Linked DNA regions of Homo sapiens: regions 1 and 3 are each linked to region 2. The links are chromatin contacts, found by Hi-C in ENCODE. All regions are on one chromosome and are shown on one strand. The core of a region is the stretch at or near the end of the contact, and the rest is flanking DNA. Distances in the headings are between cores, read along the strand shown. Region 1 overlaps P2RY8 (P2Y receptor family member 8). Region 2 has its middle 20 kb from the start of ZBED1. Region 3 holds the start of IL3RA (interleukin 3 receptor subunit alpha).

Evidence for each region. A loop is a pair of places that touch in the nucleus more often than their neighbours do. Pooled maps may share reads with other maps.
Region 1: a loop to region 2 is called in a map with no recorded cell type, with 11 times the contacts of the local background. The contact joins two enhancer-like sites. A Hi-C loop is called at or near these places in 2 of 37 single-sample maps with no recorded cell type and 2 of 50 pooled maps.
Region 3: a loop to region 2 is called in a pooled map, with 5 times the contacts of the local background. The contact joins the promoter of IL3RA here to the enhancer-like site in region 2. A Hi-C loop is called at or near these places in 8 of 37 single-sample maps with no recorded cell type and 5 of 50 pooled maps.

What each region holds. Positions count from the first base shown.
Region 1 is chrX:1,480,040-1,483,312 of GRCh38, reverse strand. All of the region lies in intron 1 of P2RY8 (P2Y receptor family member 8), which reads left to right. Among named protein-coding and RNA genes, the nearest start is that of ASMTL, 29 kb to the right of the region's middle. RefSeq lists enhancers at 1,044-1,543, 1,040-1,751 and a silencer at 2,217-2,385. Within about 2 kb of position 1,457, at least 27 of the 41 ENCODE cell types and tissues checked have a DNase peak (open chromatin) inside an H3K27ac peak, as active enhancers do.
Region 2 is chrX:2,519,336-2,523,016 of GRCh38, reverse strand. No RefSeq gene overlaps it. Among named protein-coding and RNA genes, the nearest start is that of ZBED1, 20 kb to the right of the region's middle. Within about 2 kb of position 1,501, at least 5 of the 41 ENCODE cell types and tissues checked have a DNase peak (open chromatin) inside an H3K27ac peak, as active enhancers do.
Region 3 is chrX:1,334,517-1,338,056 of GRCh38, reverse strand. It overlaps IL3RA (interleukin 3 receptor subunit alpha), which reads right to left and starts at 1,272. Exons shown (of 12, transcript NM_002183.4): 1 at 1,131-1,272. It overlaps LOC101928032 (a long non-coding RNA gene), which reads left to right. Exons shown (of 8, transcript XR_007068376.1): 8 at 541-783.

The DNA.
Region 1 (3,273 bases), core at 208-2,707, 1.0 Mb after region 2:
GAGCCCAGCTTTGACTTCGGGCAGGAACAAGGTAGTTGAGACCGTCTCGGTTTCTTCTCCAGGGATCTTTCTCTTTGACTGCTTTGCTGAGCACATGGCTGGAAACAGGATGAGCAGAATCCACCAGATCACAATTAAAGTATCCTAAGGCAAGTCCGCGTCAACTCACACTGAGCAACGATCTTTATTTATTTATTTAAATTAAAATAATTGATTTTATCTTTCATTTAAGTTTTAGGGTACATGTGCACAACGTGCAGGTTTGTTACATATGTATACATGTGCCATGTTGGTGTGCTGCACCCATTAACTCGTCATTTAGCATTAGGTATATCTCCTAATGCTATCCCTCCCCCGTCCCCCCACCCCACAACAGTCCCCGGTGTGTGATGTTCTCCTTCCTGTGTCCATGTGTTCTCATGGTTCAATTCCCACCTATGAGTGAGAACATGCAGTGTTTGGTTTTTTGTCCTTGCGATAGTTTGCTGAGAATGATGGTTTCGAGCTTCATCCATGTCCCTACAAAGGACATGAACTCATCATTTTTGATGGCTGCATAGTATTCCATGGTGTATATGTGCCACATTTTCATAAATGGTGCTGGGAAAACTGACTAGCCATATGTTGAAAGCTGAAACTGGATCCCTTCCTTACACCTTATACTAAAATTAATTCAAGATGGATTAAATACTTAAATTTAGATCTAAAACCATAAAATCCCTAGAAGAAAACCTAGGCACTACCATTCAGGACATAGGCATGGGCAAGGACTTCATGTCTAGAGCAACGATCTTTAAACAGAGAGCAGCTGTTAGGAAGTCAAGCCTGCGAACCTTCCTGTCACCTCTCTCTCATCTGTTAAATGAATCTGTCTGCCATAACCTGCTAAAACCATGGGCACTGTGGCTCAGTAACGGCAGAAGTGCTTAAATTTCAGCATACGTGCTATTTCCACACTCTTCTTTTGCAGCAGGGCAGGAGCCACACACTCAACCACTTTGGGTTTTTTTTTTTTTTTTCACCAAATGGCATTTCATGTTAATTAGCTTAATTCCACGTACAGTGGCTTCCTGCCTTCCAGAGTGAGGCCGATTTTGCTGCTGTTGAGACATCCTCACCCATACACACACACACACACACACACACACACACCACACACACAAATTAATTTTGTTTCAAAAAGGGGCTTCTTATGTTTCTCAGAATCTGCTCTCTGGCCAGCGATGAAGCCCCGTGCTATATACTCTGAGAATGAGATACAGAAATCAGAGAAACGCGGCCGCTGCCTTTGCAGAAGACGCAGATCAAAATCTCCACGGGGCGTCTGCGGAGGACAGCATGCAAATCTCGCTGGGCAAACGGTCTGCTTCGTTGGGTGATGCAATACAGGAAAATCAACACACAGCGGCAGAGCTCAGAGCATTTCCTACGCGTTTTTGTGCTTAGCTAGGAGGATTCTTGCCTTGTGATCTGAGGCCGACGCCAGCAGGTCCTCTATCCCCTGACGCCTGCCAGCTGCCAGTTCACTGGGGCTGGTGGGTCACTTTGAAGTCAGTAGAACACAGAGTTCGTTCAGAGGCAGGTGTTATCACAGAAACAGGGGTCACTGGGTCTACAAAGATGGGGAACTTTGAGGGTGCGAGGGTTGGAAGCTGAGCTCCACTAAACCCAAAGCTGGACTCTCCTAATCCCAAAGCTGGACTCTCCTAATCCCAAAGCTGGACTCTCCTAATCCCAAAGCTGGACTCTCCTAAACCCAAAGCTGGGCTCCTTAAACCCAAAGCTGGGATCCCTTAAGCCCAAAGCTGGGATCCCTTAAACCCAAAGCTTGAAGAAAATGTGACTACCTGGCCGGGCACGGTGGCTCACGCCTGTAATCCCAGCACTTTGGGAGGTCGAGGCAGGTGGATCACCTGAGGTCGGGAGTTCAAGACCAGCCCGGCTAACATAGTGAAATCCCATCTCTGCTAAAAACACAAAACTTAGCCAGGCGTGGTGGCAGGTGCCTGTCAGCTACTCTGGAGGCTGAGGCAGGAGAATGGCTTGAACCCGGGAGGCGGAGGTTGCAGGGAGCCGACGTTGTGCCATTGCACTCCAGCCTGGACCACAGAGCAAGACTCAGCCTCAAGAAAAAAAAAAAATGTATTGCGTGCTGCAGAGTGACCTAAAGGTCAGAGGGTGCAGGGACCGTCTTCTTGTGACCAGCATTCAATGAGAGTTCCGGTACTTCATCTGTTGGTATCTCTAGATCTTAGTCACCCTGAGACCTGTCGGCCGGCATGTCTCGGCGGTATTAATTTGCAATTCCCTGATGAGCTACGACATGGAGTGATTTTTCGTAGGTGAATTTGCCACCTGCAAAGCATCTTTCGTGAGGTGGCCCATGTTTAAATGGTTTTTTTTTTTTCCAGTGGTTGAATCTTAAGAGTTTTTTTTGGCACATTTTGCATACTGGTTCTTTGTTTTAAAAAAAGTTCTTTTATTTTCTTTTTATTTTACTTTAAGTTCTGGGGTACATGTGCAGAACATGCAGGTTTGTTACATAGGTGTACAGGTGCCAGGGTGGTTTGCTGCACCCATCAACCCGTCATCTACATTAGGTATTTGTCCTAATGCTCTCCCTCCTCTATCCCCTCACCCCCCGACAGGCCCTGGTGTGTGACGTTCCCCTCCCTGTGTCCATGTGTTCTCATTGTTCAACTCCCACTTATGAGTGACAACATGCAGTGTTTGGTTTTCTGTTCCTCTGTTAGTTTCTCAGAATGATGGCTTCCAGCTTCATCCATGTCCCAGCTTACACAGGAGGCTGAGACAGAAGGATCTCTTGAGGCCAGGAGTTCGAGGCTGCAGTGAGCGGTCATTGCACTACTGCCCCCAGCTTGGTTGACAGAGAAAGGCCCTGTCTCAAAAAAAAAAAAACCCGGGAAGCGCAAGCTGCAGTGAGCCAAGGTCGTGCCACTGCAGTCCAGCTCAGGAGACAGAGGGAAACTCTGACTCAGCCAATAAAAAAAAAAAAGAAAGAAAAGAAAGAAACATGTCAACCTCTGTTGCTGTGATGAAAATATGAGTTGAAACCTCTCACCCTTCAGGCTAGTTGCTGTCACCCTTGTTGATGAGGGTGTGAGAATGAGTGTTGCCCTTGTCTATCAGCTGTAAGCACATATTGGTGAAATTTATTGGGTGGATATTTGGTGATATTCCCTGTGTTTCTATCTTCTGGAAGGAATGGTAGAGAATCAATATAATTTCTTCCTTAAATGTTGGGGAAAATTC
Region 2 (3,681 bases), core at 252-2,751:
GAAAATCATTATGTCCTACACACACTTAAGAAACGCGTCAGTAGATTTTTGAAAACGAAACACTTCTAAGTGATTTAATTTCCTTATTGAAACAGTGGATAATAGGTTTCTGGTGTTATTACGGTGGAGAAAATATCCAATATTGAGTATGAGAAGGCTTAACAATGAGCAAACTTCTGTGTAATAATAATAATCGCATTTTGTGGGGTTTTTTGTTTTCTTTTGTTTTGTTTTAGCTTTTGTTTTTGAGATGCAGTCTTGCTTTGTTGCCCAGGCTGGAGGGCAGTGGTATGATTTCAGCTCACTGCAACCTCCGTGTCCTGGGTTCAAGCGATTCTCCTGCCTCAGCCTACCAAGTAGCTGGGACTACAAGTGCACGCCACCATGCCCGGCTAATTTTGGTATTTTTAGTAGAGACAGGGTCTCACCATATTGGCTAGGCTGCTCTTGAACCTTGGCCTCAAGTGATCCCCCCACCTTGGCCTCCCAGAGTGTTGGGATTACAGGTGTGAGCCACTGCGCCCGGCACATTTTGTTTTTAATAGTAAAATAATCACAAGTGTAATTCGACCAATTTTTAAAGTGAAGCATTGAAATGTATCGCACATCACAAAAATCACATTTAGTATTTATTGAGCACTTACTGCATACAATCATTATGACCGATATTTTATATAATATTACTTATGTAATTTTAAAAACCTCACATTTAGAATGTGAGATTTCTCTCAAATCATCTCACTTCAAAGGCCTCGCCATACCAGGAGCTAAGTCATAAGACATGACGTAATGTTTTCATGACAGATGAAAGTGCTGAGACTCGAATTCTGAGGCCAAAGCCTTCTCTTGCTTGACCACTTGAAACTTGAATCCTTTTTTTTCTCCTTTTTTTTTTTTTTTTTTGAAATAGAATCTCACCCTGTCACCCAGGCTAGAGTGCAGTGGCACGATCTTGGCTTCCTGCAACCTCCACCTCTTGGGTTCAAGTGATTCTTCTGCCTCAGCCTCTGAAGTAGCTGAGATTACAGGCATGCACCAGCATGCCCGGCTAATTTTTGTATTTTTAGTAGAGACAGAGTTTCACTATGTTGGCCAGGCTGGCCTCGAACTCCTGACCTCAGGTCATCTGCCCACCTCAGCCTCCCAAAATACTGAGATTACAGGCATAAGCCACTGTGCCTGGCAAATCTGAATCCTTAAAGTTGCTCTTAATTCTCGACTCTCACTTCCAGTCGTTGAAGAATAGTGTGTATTGGACAGAACGTCCCGGAGATCACAAGGATAAACTCTGGATGAAGCCTTTTAAAAAACGATGTGAAGACCCTTGGCCCCAAACAGGCAGAAATGTGGGCAGAGGAACTCTCTGACAAATGGGGAACTGCCCTGTGAAGATTAGCATTTGCACGTCCTTTCTGCAGGGGGCTTCCCAAAGTCGCTTAATTCTGGGGAAGTGAGAACTTCTGCAGGTTTACTAGCCTGAAGAGTCACGAGAGAGCTGGCAGCTGCCAGAGACCCTGCAACACGAGGAGGAAATGTTTAAAAGGGGAATATGCAACGGTTTAAGGGAACTCCAAGTCTGGATTTGAACGCTGCCCAAATATTTGGTCATCTGGATTATGCATGTGTGGGGAGACCTCAGAGAACCAAGAGGAATCCATCAGTGTGATGTTGAAAGAACTGAGCAGATATTTAAACTCCTGCCCACTTCAGCAAACACAAAGATTAAAGTGTATATCCAGCGAAGCTAACTGTCTGATAGACTCTTCTATAGAGGAATAGACTCTTTCTATAAAGGAAAATACCTGACTGCACCACAACGTATCATCCTCAATGTCCATGATAAAATTGTTTTTTTAAAAAACAGACACGTAGGAACAGGAAAAGTAAATACCCAATGTTAATATTCATGTTCAGAGCTCTTAGCACGGTTTTGACACATTCAGGCAGAATACGTCCACCGTGATTCCTCTTACTCTCTTAGAAAAAACAATCAGAGGCCACATAATTACGAAGACTTTTCTGGTACACACAGTAAAACCAGAGGTCAAGAGTCTCTGGAAAAGAGGGCAAAGCAAGCATTTAAGCTTGGTGATAATAATGATGATGGTGATGGTGATAATGAAGATGGTGATGATGATGGTGACGATGAGGATGATGGTGATGATGATGGTGACAGTGGTGATGGTGATGGTGAGGATGATGATGGTGATGATGGCGACAGCGATGATGATGGCGAGGATGATGATGGTGATGATTATGGCGAGAGTGATGATGGTGAGGATGGTGATGATGATGGTGAGGATGATGATGATGTGTATGAGGATGATGGCAGTGATGATGTTGGTGAGGATGATGACGGTGATGATGATGGTGAGGATGATGATGGTGAGGATGATGATGGTGAGGATGATGGTGAGGATGATGATGATGTGTATGAGGATGATGGCGGTGATGATGACGGTGATGATGATGGTGATGATGATGGTGAGGATGATGATGGTGAGGATGGTGATGGTGATGATGGTGAGGATGATGATGGTGAGGATGATGATGGTGATGATGATGGTGAGGATGATGATGGTGATGGTGAGGATGATGATGGTGAGGATGATGATGGTGAGGATGATGATGGTGATGATGATGGTGAGGATGATGATGGTGATGATGATGGTGAGGATGATGATGGTGATGATGATGGTGATGATGATGATGGTGAGGATGATGATGGTGATGATGATGGTGAGGATGATGATGGTGAGGATGATGATGGTGAGGATGATGGTGAGGATGATGATGGTGAGGATGATGATGGTGAGGATGATGATGGTGATGATGATGGTGAGGATGATGATGGTGAGGATGATGATGGTGAGGATGATGATGGTGAGGATGATGGTGAGGATGATGATGGTGATGATGATGGTGAGGATGATGATGGTGATGATGATGGTGATGATGATGGTGAGGATGATGATGGTGAGGATGATGATGGTGACAGTGAGGATGATGGTGAGGATGGTGATGATGATGGTGAGGATGATGATGGTGACAGTGAGGATGATGGCGATGATGGTGATGATGATGGTGAGGATGATGATCATGGTGATGATGGTGAGGATGATAATGGTGATGGTGATGATGGTGATGATGATGGTGAGGATGATGATGATGGTGAGGATGGTGAGGATGATAATGGTGATGGTGATGATGGTGATGATGATGGTGAGGATGATGACGATGGTGATGGTGATGATGGTGATGATGATGGTGAGGATGATGATGATGGTGAGGATGATGATGATGAGGGTGATGATGATGGTGACAGTGAGGATGATGATGATGATGGTGATGACAGTGACGATGATGAAGAATGTTGTTGGTAATTACAGACTTCCTGAGCTACCAACTTGGACATCTGTACAACGATACAAATTTTGAGGAAAACTGTCAGACATTTTCTCATCAGGAAAAAATTTTCTTTCTGTATTAGTTTGTTCTCACATTGCTATAAAGAACTACCTGAGACTGGGTATTTCATAAAGAAAGGAGGTTTAATTGAGTCACAGATTCACAGGCTGTACAGTAAGCATGGCTGTGGAGGCCTCACAGTTCTGCCGGCTGTACATGCTTCTGCTCCTGGGGAGGCCTCAGCAAACTTACAGTCGTGGTGAAGGGAAAGGT
Region 3 (3,540 bases), core at 23-2,522, 1.2 Mb after region 2:
GTATAATATTCCACTGTGTGTCTGGACCACATTATATTTCTCCATTCATCTATAGATGGGTACGAGGGCTGTCTCCACCTCTTGGCTATTGTGAATAAAGCTGCTTGTTCCTTTTCATGGCTGTATAATATTCCACTGTGTGGCTGGACCACATTATATTTCTCCATTCATCTATAGATGGGTATGAGGGCTGTCTCCACCTCTTGGCTATTGTGAATAAAGCTGCTTGTTCCTTTTCATGGCTGTGTAATATTCCACTGTGTGGCTGGACCACATTATATTTATCCATTCGTCTATAGATGGGTATGAGGGCTGTCTCCACCTCTTGGCTATTGTGAATAAAGCTGCTTGTTCCTTTTCATGGCTGTGTAATATTCCACCGTGTGGCTGGACCACATTATATTTATCCATTCGTCTATAGATGGGTATGAGGGCTGTCTCCACCTCTTGGCTATTGTGAATAAAGCTGCTTGTTCCTTTTCATGGCTGCGTAATATTCCACTGTGTGGATGGACATTATATTTTTCCATTCATCTATAGATGGGTACGAGGGCTGTCTCCACCTCTTGGCTACTGTGAATAAAGCTGCTAGGAGGGACCTGAGGTTTCACCAGCCATCTGGAACATTCTGAGTCCCGCCAGCCTTTGAAAACCACTGAGAAACACTACAAGCAGGCTGGGGTCCCAGCCCCAAAAGCGGCTCCCCGGCTGGCAGTCAGCTCGCCCTGGGCGTGAGCTCATTGACTAACTGAACCAGCGCTTTCTAATAAACAGAGAACTCTAGCCATGTGTAGGTGTGTACATTTTCTAGCAAGCACACAGAAAAAGCAGAAAGCACTGTCAAATTACTCCTAATGCTATCACCTTTATAAACCCAAGGCATCTAACATGCTATGATGGCTTCAGCGTCCGATCCACTTACAAAAGGGTGAATGAGATCGCAAACATACTTCTCTGGTACCGGGTCATTCTATGTGTGGTGTGGTGCCCACACGGACAGCAGGTCTCAGCAGAAACCTGTTACATGCCAATGCCCCGTGTCTGCCAGCTTGGATTTGGGAACCCACAGTCCACCGCCTCCCCTGCCTGCCCTCTTTTTCCCTCATCCCACCCTGGAGGGGGGACCTTACCTTAAATGGAGATCAAAGTACTGTGTGGAAGAAACAGCCTTCGTGGTTCCAGTTGAGAAGATCTGGGGTGTCCTGATCCTAGGATGTTTCTGATATCTTCCCGTGTGCGCTGAAAGCAGCTTTCCCCGAAGAGAAACCGAAGGTTGTACTCCCCGATTGAGCTGTTTTATAACCTCCAGCTGGGGCCCCACCCCTGAAACTCAGACCCAATAAGGATCTGGCAGTGGGGAGGGGTGGGGGCTGTCAGAGACCCCCTTCTCTCCCACGGGCTGGGATCCTGGGGTCAGCAGCTTCGTAACCATGAACCTGACTTTCCTTGAAAGAAAGACTCTTTCTTTGAAAATTATCATGTTCCCGTTCTCATTTTTTTTTTTTTCTGCAAGTGTTTCTGTTTGCTATAATTAGAATTCTTGCTGGCTATACAGGCAGGGTTGGGCAACTTCCTGACATAGTAAATTCAGCCTTGGAGGCGTGAACGCTGGTGTCCAGGGGCTCCTGCCTGTGTTTCCTCCCTGTCTCGTGGGAAACAGCACCCAGACAGGGAGGTGGCCCCCGGTCTCAGATGACAGATCTTATTAAAGATATGTTAGTGGCCGGGTGCGGTGGCTCACGCCTGTCATCCCAGCACTTTGGGAGGCCGAGGCGGGCAGATCACTTGAGGTCAAGAGATTGAGACCAGCCTGGCCAACATGGTGAAACCCCGTCTCTATTAAAAATACAAAAATTAGCCCAGCGTGGTGGTGAGCACCTGTAATCCCAGCTACTCGGGAGGCTGAGACAGGAGAATCGCTTGAACCTGGGAGGCGGAGGAGGTTACAGTGAACCGAGATCGCGCCACTGCACTCCAGCCTGGGCGACAGAGCAAGACTCGGTCTCAAAAAAAAAAAAAAGATATCTTAGTGGTCAGGGGTGGTGGCTCACACCTGTCATCCCAGCACTTTGGGAGGCCGATGAGGGCGGATCACCTGAGGTCAGGAGTTTGAGACCATCTGGCCAACATGGTGGAAGCCCGTCTCTAGTAAAAATTTAAAAATTAGCCAGGCGTGGTGGCAGGTGCCTGTAATCCCAGCTTCTCTGGAGGCTGAGGCAGGAGAATAGTTTGAACCTGGGAGAGAGGTTACAGTGAGCCAGGATGGCGCCAGTGCCCTCCAGCCTGGGTGATAGAGCAAGACTCCGTCTCAAAAAAAAAAAAAAAAAGATATCTTAGTGGTCAGGTGCGGTGGTTCACACCTGTCATCCCAGCACTTTGGGAGGCCGAGGAGGGTGGATCACCCTGAGGTCAGGAGTTCGAGACCATTCTGACCAACATGGTGAAACCCCGTCTCTAGTAAAAAGAAAAAAGTTAGCCAGGCGTGGTGGTGGGTGCCTATAATCCCAGCTTCTCCGGAGGCTGAGGCAGGAGAATCATTTGAACCTGGGAGGCGGAGGTTACAGTGAGCCAGGATGGCGCCACTGCACTCCAGCCTGGGAAATAGAACGAGACTCCGTCTCAAAAAAAAAAAAAAAAATCTTAGTGGTCAGGCGCGGTGGCTCGCACCTGTCATCCCAGCACTTTGGGAGGCTGAGGCGGGTAGATCACCTGAGGGCAGGAGTTCAAGATCAGCCTGGACAACATGGTGAAACCCCGTCTCTAGTAAAAATTTAAAAATTAGCCAGGCGTGGTGGCAGGTGCCTGTAATCCCAGCTTCTCCCAAGGCTGAGGCAGGAGAATCACTTAAACCCGGCAGGCGGAGGTCACAGTGAGCCGAGATCACACCACTGCACTCCAGCCTGGTGACAAGAGCAAACTCTGTCTCAACAGAAAACAAACAAACAAAAACCCTTAGTAAAGTCCAGCCCTGAATGGGGCACTCACCAACCTGTCCCGGGCTTCTCTTTCCAACGCTGAAATCTGTTATTTCTGTTTACTCAGCACGCGCACTCCCAGACAGCCCTTCCCTTCCCTCTGAATGTATCAACTCTTCTCTGGTTCTCGGCACCCTTCCCAAATTCCACCCCAACCTCAGCCCTTCCCCAGAGCCTCCACCTTGCAGCCCGGCTCCTGTTTTTTTTTTTTTTTTTCTTTGAGACGGAGTCTCGCTTTGCTTGCTCTGTCATCCAGGCTGGAGTGCAATGGTGCGATCTCGGCTCCCTGCAACCTCTGCCCCAGGTTCAAGCGATTCTCCTGCCTCGGCCTCCCAAGTAGCTGGGATTACGGGCACCTGCCACCACGCCCGGCTAATTTTTAAATTTTTACTAGAGACGGGGTTTCACCATGTTGGCCAGATGGTCTCGAACTCCTGACCTCAGGTGATCCACCCTCGTTGGCCTCCCAAAGTGGTGGGATGACAGGCGTGAGCCACCGCACCTGACCACTAAGATATCTTTTTTTTTTTTTTTTTTTTTTTTTTCTGAGATGGAGTCTTGCTCT